Linked DNA regions of Homo sapiens: region 1 is linked to region 2. The links are chromatin loops, found by intact Hi-C in ENCODE. Cell type or tissue: endothelial cell of umbilical vein. All regions are shown on one strand. Links, peaks and the distances in the headings refer to the core of each region. The heading gives the core; the rest is flanking DNA. Region 1 overlaps ZMYM1 (zinc finger MYM-type containing 1). Region 2 overlaps SMIM12 (small integral membrane protein 12).

Region 1 (5,382 bases), core at 110-5,109, 260 kb after region 2:
CACCTAGTGAACCCAGTAATGCTGTTGCTAGTAGTAGTACGGAACAGCCAAGCGTTTCACCATCTTCATCAGTATTCAGTCAGCATGCAATTGGTTCCAGTACAGAAGTACAAAAAGACAATATGAAATCTATGAAAATAAGTGATGAACTATGTCACCCAAAATGTACATCCAAAGTACAAAAAGTTAAAGGTAAATCACGAAGTATTAAAAAATCTTGTTGTGCAGATTTTGAGTGTTTGGAAAACAGTAAAAAAGATGTGGCATTCTGTTATTCATGCCAGTTGTTCTGCCAAAAATATTTTAGCTGTGGAAGAGAGTCATTTGCAACCCACGGAACTTCTAATTGGAAAAAAACCCTGGAAAAATTCAGAAAGCATGAAAAAAGTGAAATGCATTTGAAGTCATTGGAATTTTGGAGAGAATACCAATTTTGTGATGGAGCTGTCAGTGACGATTTATCTATTCATTCGAAACAGATTGAGGGAAATAAAAAGTACCTAAAGCTTATAATTGAAAATATTTTATTTCTTGGAAAGCAGTGTTTACCCTTAAGAGGAAACGACCAGTCAGTTTCATCTGTGAATAAAGGCAATTTTTTAGAATTGTTAGAAATGAGAGCAAAAGATAAAGGAGAAGAAACATTTCGACTTATGAATTCACAAGTTGACTTCTATAACAGTACACAAATTCAAAGTGATATTATCGAAATAATAAAGACTGAAATGTTGCAGGATATTGTGAATGAGATCAATGACTCCTCAGCATTTTCAATCATATGTGATGAGACAATCAATAGTGCCATGAAAGAACAGCTTTCAATTTGTGTAAGATACCCACAAAAATCATCAAAGGCTATCTTAATTAAGGAAAGATTCTTGGGTTTTGTTGATACTGAGGAGATGACTGGGACCCACTTACATAGGACTATCAAAACTTATCTGCAGCAAATTGGAGTTGATATGGATAAAATACATGGCCAGGCCTATGATAGCACCACTAATTTGAAGATAAAATTTAATAAAATAGCAGCAGAATTCAAGAAAGAAGAACCAAGAGCTTTATACATACATTGTTATGCACACTTTTTGGATTTATCAATAATTAGGTTTTGTAAAGAAGTAAAAGAACTCCGAAGTGCTCTAAAAACTCTCAGTTCTTTGTTCAACACTATTTGTATGTCTGGGGAAATGTTGGCAAATTTTCGAAACATTTATAGGCTAAGTCAAAACAAAACATGCAAGAAACATATATCACAATCATGTTGGACAGTCCATGATCGTACATTACTATCTGTGATTGACAGTCTTCCAGAGATTATTGAAACATTGGAAGTTATAGCAAGCCATTCTTCAAATACAAGTTTCGCCGATGAATTGAGTCATTTGCTGACATTGGTTTCCAAATTTGAATTTGTCTTTTGTTTGAAATTCCTGTATCGAGTGCTGAGTGTTACAGGAATTCTTTCCAAAGAGCTTCAAAATAAAACCATAGACATTTTTTCTTTGTCTTCAAAAATAGAAGCAATTTTGGAATGTTTATCATCTGAAAGAAATGACGTATACTTTAAAACAATCTGGGATGGAACAGAGGAAATATGTCAAAAAATAACCTGTAAAGGTTTTAAAGTTGAAAAACCTTCTCTTCAGAAAAGAAGAAAAATTCAGAAATCAGTAGATCTTGGCAATTCAGATAATATGTTTTTTCCTACTTCAACAGAAGAACAATATAAAATTAATATCTATTACCAAGGATTAGATACTATATTACAAAATTTAAAGTTATGTTTTTCGGAGTTTGATTATTGCAAAATAAAGCAAATTTCAGAACTGTTATTTAAATGGAATGAACCATTAAATGAAACAACAGCAAAACATGTTCAGGAATTTTATAAACTTGATGAGGACATTATCCCAGAACTTAGATTTTATCGACATTATGCAAAGCTTAACTTTGTCATAGATGATAGTTGCATAAACTTCGTCAGTCTCGGCTGTTTGTTTATTCAGCATGGTCTTCACAGTAATATTCCTTGTCTCTCAAAGCTATTATATATTGCTTTGTCTTGGCCAATTACTTCAGCAAGTACTGAGAACTCATTTTCTACCCTGCCTCGTCTTAAGACATATTTATGTAATACCATGGGACAAGAGAAGCTTACTGGCCCAGCCCTAATGGCTGTTGAGCAGGAGTTGGTAAATAAACTAATGGAGCCTGAAAGACTCAATGAAATTGTGGAAAAGTTTATCAGTCAGATGAAAGAAATATAATACATGCTCATTTGAACTTACCTAAAAGACTTGTATTTCCATTGGGATGTTTTCATTTCAAAATTGTTCAAAATTCAAAAGACACAGAACGATAAACAGTGAAGTCTCCTTCCCTCCTTTAGAACTCATTTTCTCTTCCCAAAAAGTGTTATCTTTTCCTTAAATATCCCTCTAGAGGTATTTTTCCTAAGTGGTATTGTACGGTGTATACTGTTCTTCAGCTTGTCTTCTCTGTGTAACATATTTTTGAGATTGTCCCATGTCGTTACATGAAGAGTTTCTTGATTCTTGGTCTATAATTGCAGATGTTATTGTATGAATGTACCATAATATATTTGAGCAGTCCCTGCTGACATTTTTTTCCTAACCTTTTGCTATTATAAATAATGATTCATTTTATAACCTTTTATATAGGTCACATTGCACATGAGTGAGTTTACTGTAAGCTGGAAATCTAAAGTTAGAATTACTAGGTTAAGATATGTGCATTTTTACTTTTGATAGATATTGGCAAGTTGCCATCTATAAGGATTGTGCCAGTTTACAGTCCCACCCACAATGCATGAGAGTGCCTATTAAATCTTTGTAAGTGTTATCAAATGTTTTGATCTTTCCTAATCTCTTACTTTAAAAATGGCGTTTTAATCTCAGTAGAATTTTGTATATTCACTTAAGAATAAGGTTGGGGACTGGGCGTGGTGGTTCACACCTATAATCTCAGCCCTTTGAGGGCCTACACAGGAAGGAAGATCGCTTGAGGCCACGAGTTCAAGATGAGGTTGGCAACATAGTAAGACCTCATCACTACAATTTTTTTTTTTTTAAATTAGTGAAGTGTGGTACTGCACACCCGAAGTCCCAGCTACTTGGGAGGCTGAGGCAGGAGGATTGCTTAAGCCCAGAAATTTGAGGCTGCAGTGAGCCATGATTGCACCACTATGCTCCAGAGTCTAGGCAACAGAGTGAGACCTTATCTCTTTAAAACAAACAAGAATGAAGTTAGGTATCTGTTTATTTGTTTGAGCCATTTGTATTTCCTTTTTTGTAGACTGTCCTGTTTAAACGTTAAAATCACTGCTGTGGTTTTGATTTATACATCTCAGCTGGATGGCACAATAAATTATTAAGCCATGTTATGAAAATATAACTATATTTAAGTAACCTGCAAAGAAAAGACTATTTCTTTATACTTCAAAAAAGTTTTGTTTTTGTTTTGAGATGGAGTTTTGCTCTTGTTGCCCAGACTGGAGTGCAATGGTATGATCTCGGCTCACTGCAACCTCCGCCTCCCAGGTTCAAGTGATTGTCCTGCCTCAGCCTCCCAAGTAGCTGGGATGACAGGCGCACGCCACCACGCCTGGCTAATTTTTGTATTTTTAGTAGAGATGGGGTTTCACCATGTTAGCCAGGCTGGTCTTGAACTCCTGACGTCAGGTAATACGCCCACCTGGGCCTCCCAAAGTGCTGGGATTATGGCATAAGCCACCACGCCCAGCCAGAAAAGTTTAAATAACAAAGAAAATGTGATATTCAAAGATTTGAAAGAATTAAGTGGTATATATATCTAGGCCTGGAATTTTTTTTTTTTTTTTTTTTTTTTTTGAGACGGAGTCTCGCTCTGTCGCCCAGGCGGGAGTGCTGTGGCGCGATCTCCGCTCACTGCAAGCTCCGCCTTCCGGGTTCACGCCATTCTCCTGCCTCAGCCTCCCGAGTAGCTGGGACTACAGGCGCCCGCCACTGTGCCCGGCTAATTTTTTGTATTTTTAGTAGAGACGGGGTTTCACCGTGGTCTCGATCTCCTGACCTCGTGATCCGCCCGCCTCGGCCTCCCAAAGTGCTGGGATTACAGGCGTGAGCCACCGCGCCCGGCCTTTTTTTTTTTTTTAAAGACTATTTCTCTGGCACTTTTCTCCAGCTGTTTCTCCCTTACCCTCTCATCAATTTTGATAACTTGTACTTTTTCTAGGAGAACATCTATTTCATTGAGGCTTTCTTTCAAATGCATTTGCCTAGAGTTGTAGAAAATATTCTCAGTATCTTCTATATACCTGTTTTACTTTCTTTCTTTCATTTTTTAAGACGGAGTCTCGCTCTGTTGCCCAGGCTGGAGTGTACGGTGGCGTGATATTGGCTCACTGCAACCTCCACCTCGCGGGTTCAAGTGATTCTCCTGCCTCAGCTTCCCAAGTATATGGGATTACAGGTGCCCACCACCACGCCTGGCTCATTTTTTTGTATTTTTAGTAGAGATGGGGTTTCACCATGTTGGCCAGGCTGGTCTCGAACTCCTGACCTCAGGTGATCCACCCACCTTGGCCTCCCAAAGTGCTGGGATTACAGGCATAAGCCACCATGCCCGGCCCTAATTTATTGATTTCCACCTTAAAAAAGAGAAAACAGGCCTGGCGCAGTGGCTCACACTTGTAATCACAGTACTTTGGGAGGCCGAGGCGGGCAGATCACTTGAGGTCGGGAGTTCAAGACCAGCCTGACTAACATGGAGAAACCCCGTCTCTACTAAAACTATAAAATTAGCCGGGCGTGGTGGCACATGCCTGTAATACCAGCTACTCGGGAGGCTGAGACGGGAGAATAGCTTGAACCCCAAAGGCTGTGGTTGCAGTGAGCTGAGATCGTGCAATTGCACTCTAGTCTGGGCAACAAGAGAGAAACTCCGTTTCAAAAAAGAGAGAAAATAGGCTGGGGACGGTAGCTCACGCCTATAATCCCAACACTTTGGGAGGCTAAGGCAGGCGGATCACAAGGTCAAGAATTCAAGACCAGCCTGGCCAACATGGTGAAACCCCATCTCTACTAAAAATACAAAAAAAATGAGCCAGGTGTGGTGGTGGGTGCCTGTAATTCCAGCTACTCAGGAGGCTAAGGCAGGAGAATCACTTGAACCCAGGAGGCAGAGGTTGCAGTGAGCCAAGATCGTGCCATTGCACTCCAGCCTGGGCGACAAGAGTGAAACTCCGTCTCAAAAAAAAAAAAAAAAAAGAAAATAGAAGTTAACTCTAGTATTGAATGTGTGTTGCATATATTTTCATTCTTTTAATGGAAGTGCTTAAGGCTATGAACTTTCCTCTAAAGTCAGCTTGGTCAACCATGT
Region 2 (5,382 bases), core at 215-5,214:
CAAAGCGAGACTCCGTCTCAAAAAAAAAAAAAAAAAAAAAAAAAAAAAAAATTACCTTGAAGTGTTGCAGACTCTGTTGCATCCACAACCCATGAAGGAAGAGGGCCGGGCGAGATGGTTATGCAAATTACTCCAGCTGCACTTAGCAGCTTAGGCTCAGAGAAGGAGAAACGGAATTGCAGCAGGGGTTGGAAGTGAAGAAACTGGGCAGTGAGAGAGGGAATAAGGGCCCTAAGGACTTTGGATTCTTCTACATGGAAAAGGTGCCCTTGCTGGGGCGCTAGTAAAGATTTTTTTAAATCTGAATAATTAGAAGGGCCCATTAGGCATTTTTTAACAAAAAACAAAGCCAGAGTTTACTTTTGTATTATGTAAAAAGGATCTGATTAACACATAATTGATGTTAACAAGTTTAATTCAAAAAGAATAAACTGTTTTTTAAGTACCAGAGGCACTGCTGGAACAGGATGAAAACTGATACACCGGTTACTAATTACTCTTCACTCTTCAAACTGATTCCCCTAAAGACTTCTACTTAGCAAATACTATAAAATACGCTCTGTACAGGAAAGAAATAATAGCACATGTATTTGTATTTTATTATTCAGACTGGCTGCCATCCCAACTAGATAAAGGAGGTTTTACTGGGCTGTAATATCTAGCACTTGCATGTTTTCAGAGCACTCTAAACTGGTTGTCTCACTCTTTTCACACGATCAGCAGGGAACACGTTCCCCATTTTGCAGGGAAACCAAGGCCAGTAGAGGTGAAGCGGCATACCCCAGGTCATCACTCAGATCGCTTGCCTCCAAGTCCAAGGCTCTTTCCCCTCCCAATTCTCCTGATCTGTGACCTCCTGGGCATTCTGGCCAATCTGCTTCCCTCTGACTTTGCAGACTGCACTGATGGAACTACCACTAAGGCAGGTGTGGAGCCTGCAATCTCCTGACCAGCTTGTGCTTCTTGGTTCTTATGCAAGCCAGTTCTCTCTGTGAAATATTTCTAAGCAGCCCTCAACCACCAGGTCTATGAGGGTCCCTGTTGTCCCTCAGCCAAGGCTGCTCTCTCCCCTAGATCCCCACCTCACCAGGGTCACAAGGATACACACAACTATTGCAGGAAACATAGGTTCTTCCTGCAATACAATTAAAGCTGCTAACATTTACTGAGTACCTACTGGTTGTTGTGAGGATGAGGTAATGTATGTAAAGTTTTAGCACAGTCTGTGACAATGTATATAAAGTTCTTAGCGTACTATGCTAAGAACCTTACATAATTACCTCATCCTCACAACAACCCAACAAAAATTCTTACCCCTATTTTACAGGTGAGGATATTGAGGTTCAGAAGGGCTAAGTGACTTGCCCAAGGTCATCCAGTTAATTGTTAAGGCAGTATTCATAACTCGAGCCTGTCAGACTCTAGAATCCACTTTATTTTTCCTCTGCTACACTGCCCTGGCTCCCTACCCTACAAGTGCTTAGAGATCTAAAGCAAAGTAGAAAAGGAAAAGTGAGCAAGACGGAGGGGCTTTTACATTTTCACTGCCTGGCTCCCAACCCAGACTCTGGCAAGGCTAATTCCATGATGTTTCACTCAGCGGCAGTCCCACCAGCCTGGAGCCCTGGGGAGCTGACCAGAGTCAAAAGGCTCCCTGGCAGGCTTGTTCTGGCAGCTGCCCAGCCGACTTGTGCTAACACAGCAACAGGCACAGGAAAGAGTCTAGAAAGAGTGGAAAAGCACCAGACACTGAACCGCTGCAGGGAGAGAAGTGATTCCTGCCGTGCTCGGAGAGGACCCTATACTAAAGCCACCACCATCATTGGGCTGGGAAGAGACGGGGGTAAGCGGGGAGCAAAAAGCCCCAAGCACATCCACTCACTCATGTGTTTCAGTGAACTGTGACTGGAAGGCCAGTCAAAAAGAGGGTCACATGCCTCCAAGGTGAATCAGCAAGCATGGAAGAAAACCGGTCTGCACCTTGGTTCATCCCAGCAACCCTGACCTGTCTATACCCACGTCCACATAAACCTTGCTATCTAATGTCACCCGAGCAGAGGCAAGAGCACATATACTATCTTACAGCCACCGCAACGGCTGATTTCAGCCAGCCTGTGGGAAAGAAAGATCTAGCTGAGAACACTAATAGACTTGCTAGAGGAAGAATTCAGTGACAAAGTGCCCTTGGAAAGGAAAGAAAAGAATTTAAAAGGGGGCACAATCAAAGTGAGACTGGAAGAAGGGAGCCACCTGGATTCCCAAAGATAGGGCTCTCTCGACCAGACACCAAGTGGAGGCCAACGGGTGGTGACAGGGATATTTTAAAAGATCTGAAAATCCAAAAATGTCCATGGGAAATGTGTTTGCTATTATTTCTGTAGGCTTTCCATCCTCACATTTTTCTTAGGTTATTAAGCTGCCTTTGTACAGGATGCCCAAAAGTGTTTTGAGGGAAACCAATTCTGGGATCTAATATTTGTAACAAGTTGTTAGATCGCCAAAAAAAAAAAAAAAAAAAAAACCATAATTATAGGTGTCATCAGAAGGAGGAGGCAGTTTGAGAGGTCACAAATTGGCAGCCACTGGGTCAAATTAACCCCACGGGTATGATAGCATGCTTAGAATTTTGTATAATGAATTATCAACACTTGAAAATCAGAAGGTTACACACACCAAAAAACCCTGAATTTCTAGCATCTCTTCATTTTTTTTTTTTTACCCCCTCTGGAGCTCTTAGAACATCTTTTAGAAAAATTCAAAAATCTGGTACCACTGGATGAGCAGCAGATTGGAAGGTGAGTCACCACTGCCCCCTTTCGGCAGGTCTATACTTTCTGCCAGCGTGGTGGCTCATTTGTCACCTGACCTCTGTCAGCACTAGTGTTTGGTTTAGCCCAGGGAAGTGACTGCAGGCTTGGTAATGCCCAGGACTGCCATAGGGTGGCAGCACTGGTGTGCCGATAAGGCCTGCTCATCAGCCAGAACCTGCAGCCAGAACCAGAAATCTCCTTACTTGGTAGCTGACAGTCTCTTCCCAAGTTCCATCCGATTTGTTCCCTGGGAAGCAACAGCAGCTCATTTCCGCATTCCCACTAGGCCTCAGGGAGCCTTAGAAGAAGCCAACGACTCAACCTGCTCCCTCCTCTCAGGCCACCACCAGGTCCTGGAAGGCACCTCCAGCTGGCACCTCTTCACAGCTGGCCCCTCTAACTGTTCAGGAACTCCACCCTCACCCACCTGTGGACACCATCAGGCCTCACGAGAGAGAACCTAAGAAGCAGGGCCAATACCCACTCCCTTTTAGAGGCAGATCAATTCATCAAATGCTCACTACTGCCCTGTGCTGACTTTAGTTAAACATCAGTAGGCTTCAAGAGGCAACAGCTTCTTATGCTTCTTCCTGCTCTCTGCTTTTACTCCCCTCACAGCCTTACCAGCAACGTCTTCAGTGGTAAGATTTAGTAGAAACTCCTAGAGCCCTTTTGGAAAGACATTTGGTGTTATGCATGAGATCCTCAAAACTGCTCATTTATCCCATTTCATCCAAAATGACATTTACTATTTTTACTGTTTATTCCAAAACGCAGGAAAAGCTTCATATAAGATATTCGTTGCAGTATCTAAACGAGTGACCAACCAGAAACAATTCAAATGTCCAGCAATATGGAAATTGTCCAGGATAAACTTATGTCATACTCCCACTTGATAGACAATTATGTTGCTATTATAAACAACTACAGCCAGGCACGGTGGCTCACGCCTGTAATCCCAGCACTTTAGGAGGCCAAGGCAGGCAGATCACAAGGTCAGAAGTTTGAGACCAGCCTGACCAACATGGTGAAACCCTGTCTCTACTAAAAATACAAAAATTAGCCAGGCGTAGCGGCGCACACCTGTAATCCCAGCTACTCAGGAGGCTGAGGCAGGAGAATCGCTTGAACCCAAGAGGTGGAGGTTGCAGTGAACCAAGATCGCGCCACTGCACTCCAGCCTGGGCAATACAGCGAGACTCCATATTTAAAACAACAACAACAACAACAACAAAAAAAAACTACAGACTGCCAGGCACGGTGCCTCACACCTGTAATCCCAGCACTTTGGGAGGCCGAGGCAGATGGGATCGCTTGAGGTCAGGAGTTCGAGACCAGCCTGGCCAAGATGGTGAAACCCCTGTCTTTACTAAAAACACAAAAACTAGCCAGGCACGATGGCGCACGCCTGTAATCCCAGCTACTTAGGAAGCTGAGGTAGGAGAATCGCTTGAACCCAGGAGGCAGAAGTTGCAGTCAGCCAAGATCACGCCACTGCACTCCAGCCCGGGTGACAGAATGAGAGTCCATCTCCAAAAAAAAAGAAAAAAGAAACTACAGGCCAAGGCCGGAGGATCACTTGAGCCCAGGAGTTTGAGACTAGCCTGGGCAACATAGTGAGACCTGGTTCTACAAAAAAATAAAAAAATTAGCTGGGCATGGTGGCATACTCCTGTAGTCCCATCTACTTGAGGAGCTGAAGTGAGAGGATCACTTGAGCCCAGGAGGTCAAGGTTGCACTGAGCCGTAATTGTACTGCACTCCAGCCTGTGTGACAGAGTGAGACCCTGTCTCCAAAAAACCAATTATGATGACCATGTAAAATGGGAAAATGATAATAGTGAGAAAAGTATATAAAATTAAATGTACAGTAATGATAACTATCTCTAAAACCTATGCAGAGAATTAGTAAAAGACAACAAAATGTTAACGGTTGTTATTAACGAGCTGGGAACATGGGTGACCTTTTTAAAATCCCTACCAAATTTTCTTGAATGTGCGTATATACTTTTATAGGGAAAGGCGTCTATGTGTGTGTATGTGAGGTCTACCTCCATTTAGACTTGAAGGTGCTGCAGCCAATTGTAATAATGGTAAAAAGGTTCCTGGGAATCTGTGCCTCCAGGGTTCAGTGCAACCGCACTAGTAAAGCAGTTTCCAGGGCTCCTTGGCACCCTTTAATACCAATGTTATCCTGCTCTAAAATGCCTGTACTTGCCTAACTCCTAAGAAGACCCCCAAATACCACCTGGATGATAAGATTCGATCATTATGGTTCTCAGATACCACTTTAATCAGGTTTTTCACTATACAGTGATGGGGGTAGAAGATGGTGACTGTTTTCAAGCAAATTCACGAGGCACATGTTCGTCCCTGCCCCAAAGTGAACAGTCTGGGCTTCCCAGAACAGAAAAGTGCTTTCCTTCCTGGGGGAATCCCATTCCTGAGCTGACAAGACAGATTTCAGTAAGAATGAGCACAAAGGATAGGGCAAAATAGTGAAGGGAGCCAGGTGCATATTTGAATTCTTTCCAGTGCAGACTGGAACTAGACATGCAGGTATCCCTCCTAA

What was found. Hi-C counts contacts between places; a loop is a spot of excess contacts. Peaks named below come from ENCODE experiments on the same cell type or tissue, not always from the same donor. Only the 100,000 strongest peaks of a DNase experiment are listed, where the experiment ranks them.
Region 1: a loop joins it to region 2, with 2.4 times the contacts of the local background. A loop is called at or near these places in 2 of 110 quality-filtered maps.

Annotation. Positions count from the first base shown.
Region 1 is chr1:35,112,990-35,118,371 of GRCh38, forward strand. It overlaps ZMYM1 (zinc finger MYM-type containing 1), which reads left to right. Exons shown (of 10, transcript NM_024772.5): 10 at 1-2,870. The coding sequence ends at 2,270. Among named protein-coding and RNA genes, the nearest start is that of ZMYM1, 36 kb to the left of the region's middle. In endothelial cell of umbilical vein, for the core only: no CTCF peak of the experiment used is centred there; a DNase peak (open chromatin) is centred at 2,752.
Region 2 is chr1:34,849,965-34,855,346 of GRCh38, forward strand. SMIM12 (small integral membrane protein 12) reads right to left here. Exons shown (of 2, transcript NM_138428.6): 2 at 398-5,382. Among named protein-coding and RNA genes, the nearest start is that of SMIM12, 7.1 kb to the right of the region's middle. RefSeq lists enhancers at 3,033-3,262, 3,687-4,557. In endothelial cell of umbilical vein, for the core only: a CTCF peak has its summit at 2,885; DNase peaks (open chromatin) are centred at 1,657 and 2,917.